Regions from separate parts of the Homo sapiens genome. Here region 2 is linked to region 1. A link is a contact called in ENCODE POLR2A ChIA-PET data. All regions are on one chromosome and are shown on one strand. The core of a region is the stretch at or near the end of the contact, and the rest is flanking DNA. Distances in the headings are between cores, read along the strand shown. Region 1 holds the start of ZNF789 (zinc finger protein 789). Region 2 has its middle 5.6 kb from the start of CYP3A7-CYP3A51P.

Region 1 (2,985 bases), core at 444-2,943:
TCGCTCTGTCGCCCAGGCTGGAGTGCAGTGGCGCGATCTCGGCTCACTGCAAGCTCCGCCTCCCGGGTTCACGCCATTCTCCTGCCTCAGCTTCCCGAGTAGCTGGGACTACAGGCGCCCGCCACCACGCCCCGCTAATTTTTTGTATTTTTAGTAGAGACGGGGTTTCACCGTGTTAGCCAGGATGGTCTTGATCTCCTGACCTCGTGATCCTCCCGCCTTGGCCTCCCAAAGTGCTGGGATTACAGGCGTGAGCCACCGCGCCCGGCTCGTAAACTTTCTTAAAACCTTATGAAATTGTTTTGCGATTTTTTTTTAGCTCATGAGCTATTTTTAGTGTTTGTGTATTTTATGTGTAGTCCAAGACAATTCTTCTTCCAATGTGGCCCAGGGAAGCCAAGAGATTGGACACCCCTGCACTATATTTACTGAATGTGTTTGTGAAGGCTGTGCATCTGAATGTCAGACTTGCTAATGAAAAATTAAATGGAGTCCATGTTTTGGGTACGGCCCTAGGCCAACCACCCACAGCCATGTAAGGCATTTAAAATACATTGATTTCTCCCTTGAGTTCAGGAGTTGGAGACTGCAATGAGCTATGATGGCACCACTACACTCCACCCTGGGTGACAGAGCAAGACCCTGTCTCTCTTAAAAACAACAGGCCGGGCGTGGTGGCTCACACCTGTAAATCCCAGCACTTTGGGAGGCCGAGGCGGGCGGATCATGAGGTCAGGAGTTCAAGACCAGCCTGGCCAACATAGTGAAACCCAGTCTCCACTAAAAATACAAAAATTAGCCGGGCATGGTGGCGCGTGCCTGTAGTCCCCGCTACTCGAGAGGCTGAGGCAGGAGAATCGCTTGAACCCGGGAGTTGGAGGTTGCAGTGAGTCGAGATTGGCCCATTGTACTCCAAACTGGGCAACAGAGTAACACTTCGTCTCAAACACAACAGCAACAACAATTCCTTATTTCCCTGAAAAGTGTGCGCTGACCAGGAAAGAAGCTTTTTTCTCGTCCGCATGATAAACTGAACCAATCAGCTACAGATGCGAGGCTGATCCAGCTCGACTTACCCTAGAAGGAATGCAAGTTGATAATGGCCAATTACAATCAAGATCACTGCACTTCCTCATTTAGCTTTCCAAGCTGCCATTGGAACAATTTGCCAGCTGTTCCTCTGCATGCACAATAAACTCTTAAAACTTTAACTGGAGGGGACTGTTAACTTTTGACAAAATCCAAAATGCCGCTTCACAATCACGTGAACACCTTCCACTAACAACCACGGCTCATCTCCCACTCTAACAAAACCAAGTCCAGGCGTTCACCATCCATTCATTCTTCGGACTTTGCTCCTCTCGCTGCCGAAGACTTGACACCGCCAAAAATACTCAAAAGCTGGTGCCACAGGCCCCGAGAGCCGCCGCACAAACCCGGAGCGTCCCCTGCGAGCCGGGGGTGTGCGCAGTGGCCTACCCCCCGCACCCACGCCCCCCACAACACTCGTTTCCTTCTCCCCAAACCTGCTGACGGCTCCGAATCTCCGCCAAGCCGCCTCCACCAGGGGCTGGGCTCTCCTCTCGGGGTTCCCGGGCCTGACCCGAGGTCTGTCTGGTCCGCGCCCCTCGGCGAATCACCCCTTACCGGAGGAACAGACACAACCACTCTGGCAGCCTCAGAGCCTCTCGCTGGCTCCACCTGCGCGCGCCGAGCGAAGCGTCCCAGCCAGCGGCCCCTCTAGGACCGCGGAGGCTTCACGACTCTCTTGTCAGACAAAGAGAGTGGCGCCCGCGCGAGTGGGCCCGAACCAATCAACGGCCGCCCTCCCCGCCCAGGCCAATCAACGGCCGGAGACAGCACCGAGAGAGTCACGTGATGGACAGGGCCCCGCCCCTCCTGTTTAATCGTAACATAATTTAGAATTATTCTATGATTCAAGAGCGACACAATTCGTTTCTTTGGCTGTGTGTTTGTGGAGGGGAGTAAGGTTATCAGATAAAAGAAGAAAAATGGGCCAGGCGCGGTGGCTTACGCCTGTAATCCCAGCACTTTGGGAGGCAGAGGCCGGCGGATCAGGTCAAGAGATTTAGATCATCCTGGCCAACATGGTGAAACCCCTTCTCTACTAAAAATACAAAAAAATTGCCGGGCGCGGTGGCTCACGCCTGTAATCCCAGCACTCTGGGAGGCCGAGGCGGGTGGATCACCTGAGGTCGGGAGTTCGATACCAGCCTGACCAACAATGGAGAAACCCGTCTCTACTAAAAATACAAATAAAATTAGCCGGGCATGGTGGTGCCTGCCTGTAACCCCGGCTACTCGGGAGGCTGAGGCAGGAGAAGCGCTTGAACCCGGGAGGCGGAGGTTGCGGTGAGCCGAGATTGCGCCACCGCACTCCAGCCTGGGTGACAGAGCGAGACTCCGTCTCAAAAAAAAAAAAAAAAAAAAAAAAATTAGCTGGGCATGGTGGCGGCGTGCCTGTAGTGCCAGCTACTCGGGAGGCTGAGGCAGGAGAATCACTTGAACTCGGGAGGCGGAGCTTGCAGTGAGCCGAGATCCCACCACTGCACTCCAGACTGGCGACAGAGCGAGACTCTGTCTCAAAAAAAAAAAAAAGAATATTAGATCTTAATTAAAAGGATAATTGTGTGGCTTATGTAAATTACCCCCAAAATACAGTTTTAATGTGAGTAAGGGGTTAATTTTTTTTCTTTTTTTTTTGAGACAGTCTCGCTCTCGCCCAGGCTGGAGTGCAGTGGCGCGATCTCGGCTCACTGCAAGCTCCGCCTCCCGGGTTCACGCCATTCTCCTGCGTCAGCCTCCTGAGTAGCTGGGACTACAGGCGCCCGCTACCACTCCCGGCTAATTTTTTTTGTGTGTGTGTTTTTAGTAGAGACGGGGTTTCACCATTTTGGCCAGGCTGGTCTCGAACTCCTGACCTCAAGTGATCCGCCTGCCTTGGCCTCCCAAGTTTTGTTTGTT
Region 2 (2,787 bases), core at 268-2,767, 270 kb before region 1:
ATGCCTTCTTTTTCATGTAACTGGATTGATGGGACACTTTGGAGTCTCTCCAGATGGCCCTCAATGGTCCCTGCCTCCTCATTGTTAGGCTCCTAGGCAACCCTTTCTCATTTCTGGTAGGCCCAGGAACCTGTGGGTTTTATGTTTGTTTGTTTGTTTGTTTGTTTGTTTTTTGAGTTGGAGTCCTGCTTTGTCTCCCAGGCTGGGGTTGGAGTGCAATGGCCTGATCTCGGCCCACTGCAACCTCCACCTCCTGGGTTCAAGTGATTCTCCTGCCTCAGCCTTCTGTGTAGCTGGGATTACAGGCATCCACCACCACTCCTGGCTAATTTTTGTATTTTTAGTAGAGACGGGGTTTTACAATATAGGCCATTGTGATCTCTTGGACAGGCTAGTCTCAAATTCCTGACCTCATGATCTGCCTGCCTCAGCCTCCCAAAGTGCTGAGATTACAGTTTTGTGCCTCCACACACAGTGAATCTGTGGTTTTTAAAAGCTCCTCATGCATGTGAATTCTGTGAGCATCCCGGGATGACAGCCACTGTGTGTCCAGCTGTTAAAACTGTGAGAAAGCACCAGCGGGACCCTCTCCAGCATTTGCTTGCTGTGGTCATGAAAGAGGCTTGTTGGGGAGATGATGCCCTGGTTGACTCCTGAAGGATGGTTAGGAATGCACCAGATGGAAGCTGGGTTGGACCCAGTCTATGCTAAAGAACAGCTTGTGTGGACACAAGGAGACACGAACACATCATTTTTGCAGAGCCTGGGGAGTAGCCAATCGCACCATTTGCTTAAAACACCGTGTACAGTTGGAGAAGTGGACTGAGACAGGCTGAAGAAGCTAACAGTGGCCAGATGAGAAAGGGTCTTGTGTTACTTCCTAGATATACTTAGATTTTATCCTGTGAGTGATAGGAACAGTTGCAGGGACTGAAGCCAAGGAAGCATGCTTTAAGATTCCATGTTTTTTGAGATGCTGTCTGGTGGCTGAGTAGGGAATTCCCTGGATAAGTACTGCCCAGGGTAGGCAAAAGAAGCTAGGAGGTTACTGAAATAAGGAGTATGAGAAATGGTGTAGGTTTTGCTGATGTTTTGTAACACATCTCATGACAATCTTCATTTCCTTCACCAATTTCCTGTTTCATTAATTCCCTTCCACGTGCTCTTCTGAAATTTGCCTCATATTCTTTGATTTCTCTTTTACATGTTGGTTTCATCACCTTTTACTTTTTGCTTTCCTGGAAACACAAATGATTCTGATTGTGACATGTCAGAATTATTTGCAACATTCCCCTTTCTGCTGAAACATGAGCTCACTGAATACACAATTTAGTAAAGTGTAGGATGCACATGTTGTTTTCATGGTCATAACCAGCTCTGTAGCATTTTATAACTACACTGGCAGTGTGCTGGGAGGTGTAGAGAGAAATATTTATCTCATGTGTGGCTGACACAACCTGCCAAGTTGTTTTAGGAGCCTTCTTGGAATCCCAGCAAGAACACCACTGATGCAATTTGAAATCACAATGTCCTGCTCCATGCCCTGGCTTCATGGCTTAGTCACGTCTGAAGTCTATTTCTAACTATCTGTTTCCACATCTATAAAGCATGAGTTAAATCATCCTAATACTACTCATCTTACAAAGTTTTCTTGCTGATATTAGGAGAGTTGGGAAAGAACTGTATAAATTATGAAGTGCCATGGAGATGTTGGTGGTTACTTTATCAAGAAATAGACACTCCAGAATAGAGTAGAAAGAAAACAGTTATGATTAAGTCCTCCTCCTCTTCTTTTTTTTTAATTTACAAAGAAAGGTTTAATTGAGTCACAGTTCCATATGGTTGGGGAGGCTCAGAAAACTTGCAATCATGGCAGTTGGCAAAGTGGAAGAAGGCACCTTCTTCACAAGGTGGCAGGAGAGAGAGAGCTCCTCTTCTTTTTTGTTGTAAAGTCTACAGAAGTGCATATACTTCAGGGCAAGGGCAGGCAGGGAGAAGAAAGGACATTGCTTCACCCCAGTCCTCACTGACAAGTTTGCTTTGGGACTTCATTTTGTCCCAGCATATGGGACAGAGCTCTGGCCACTACCCATTCAGAAGGCCTGAGCTGCATTGCTAGTTCCCCACTAACTCTGTGTGTCCTTGGGCAAGGCTGGGCTTATGTCAAAAGATTATGACCCTGGGCTCTCCAGCTACAGAATCTACATATGAATCCTGGCTCTGCTAGAGCAATTAGTGACGTAACCTTGGATGGGTCAGTTAACCTTCCTGTGGCTTAGTTTGCTCATCTGTAAAATAGGGATCATAACAACATCAATACCATGGGTTGTTAGACAGATTGAATCAGTTAATGCAGGGTAAATACTTAGCATGACACGTATTCACTATCATTTCCTTGAGTAAAAGCTGAGTGTGAGTGGGTGTGAGAATGTGTGAAACCCTTTCACTGCAATCTCAGTTAAGAAACCCATCCATAATTTAAAGTTCAGGGCCTAAATGGGTGGTTATCTTCTCCCAGTTGCATCCTATCCCACCTTTGCTCTTCTCCTGCCTGTAGGAGCTGTTGGTCTTTGATTGGGCTGGAAGACCTGGTGGACCCTAAGTGATCTATAAGAGAATGAGAATAGAGGACAGGGAATGTCTTCAAAACTCCTAGAGGGACACAGAGGCTGAGAGGCAGGCAGTCCTGCAGGGGTCTTCTGATTGGGACAAGGAGGACCTTGGTCTTCATAGGCCAATTCTGGTCAATTTCCCCCATGGACAGATGAGGAAACAGATCCAGGAATA

The links. ChIA-PET counts read pairs that join two places held with the same protein, here RNA polymerase II (POLR2A).
Region 2: POLR2A ChIA-PET joins it to region 1 with 11 read pairs in RWPE1. The contact joins the enhancer-like site here to the promoter of ZNF789 in region 1. POLR2A ChIA-PET finds 5 or more read pairs at or near these places in 4 of 52 experiments (HCT116, MCF 10A, PC-9 and 1 more).

Annotation. Positions count from the first base shown.
Region 1 is chr7:99,471,598-99,474,582 of GRCh38, reverse strand. ZNF789 (zinc finger protein 789) reads right to left here and starts at 1,693. Exons shown (of 5, transcript NM_213603.3): 1 at 1,527-1,693. RefSeq lists enhancers at 1,404-1,693, 1,984-2,073, 2,294-2,453.
Region 2 is chr7:99,739,386-99,742,172 of GRCh38, reverse strand. No RefSeq gene overlaps it. Among named protein-coding and RNA genes, the nearest start is that of CYP3A7-CYP3A51P, 5.6 kb to the right of the region's middle. RefSeq lists enhancers at 712-730, 2,055-2,073, 1,913-2,425. Within about 2 kb of position 1,517, at least 2 of the 41 ENCODE cell types and tissues checked have a DNase peak (open chromatin) inside an H3K27ac peak, as active enhancers do.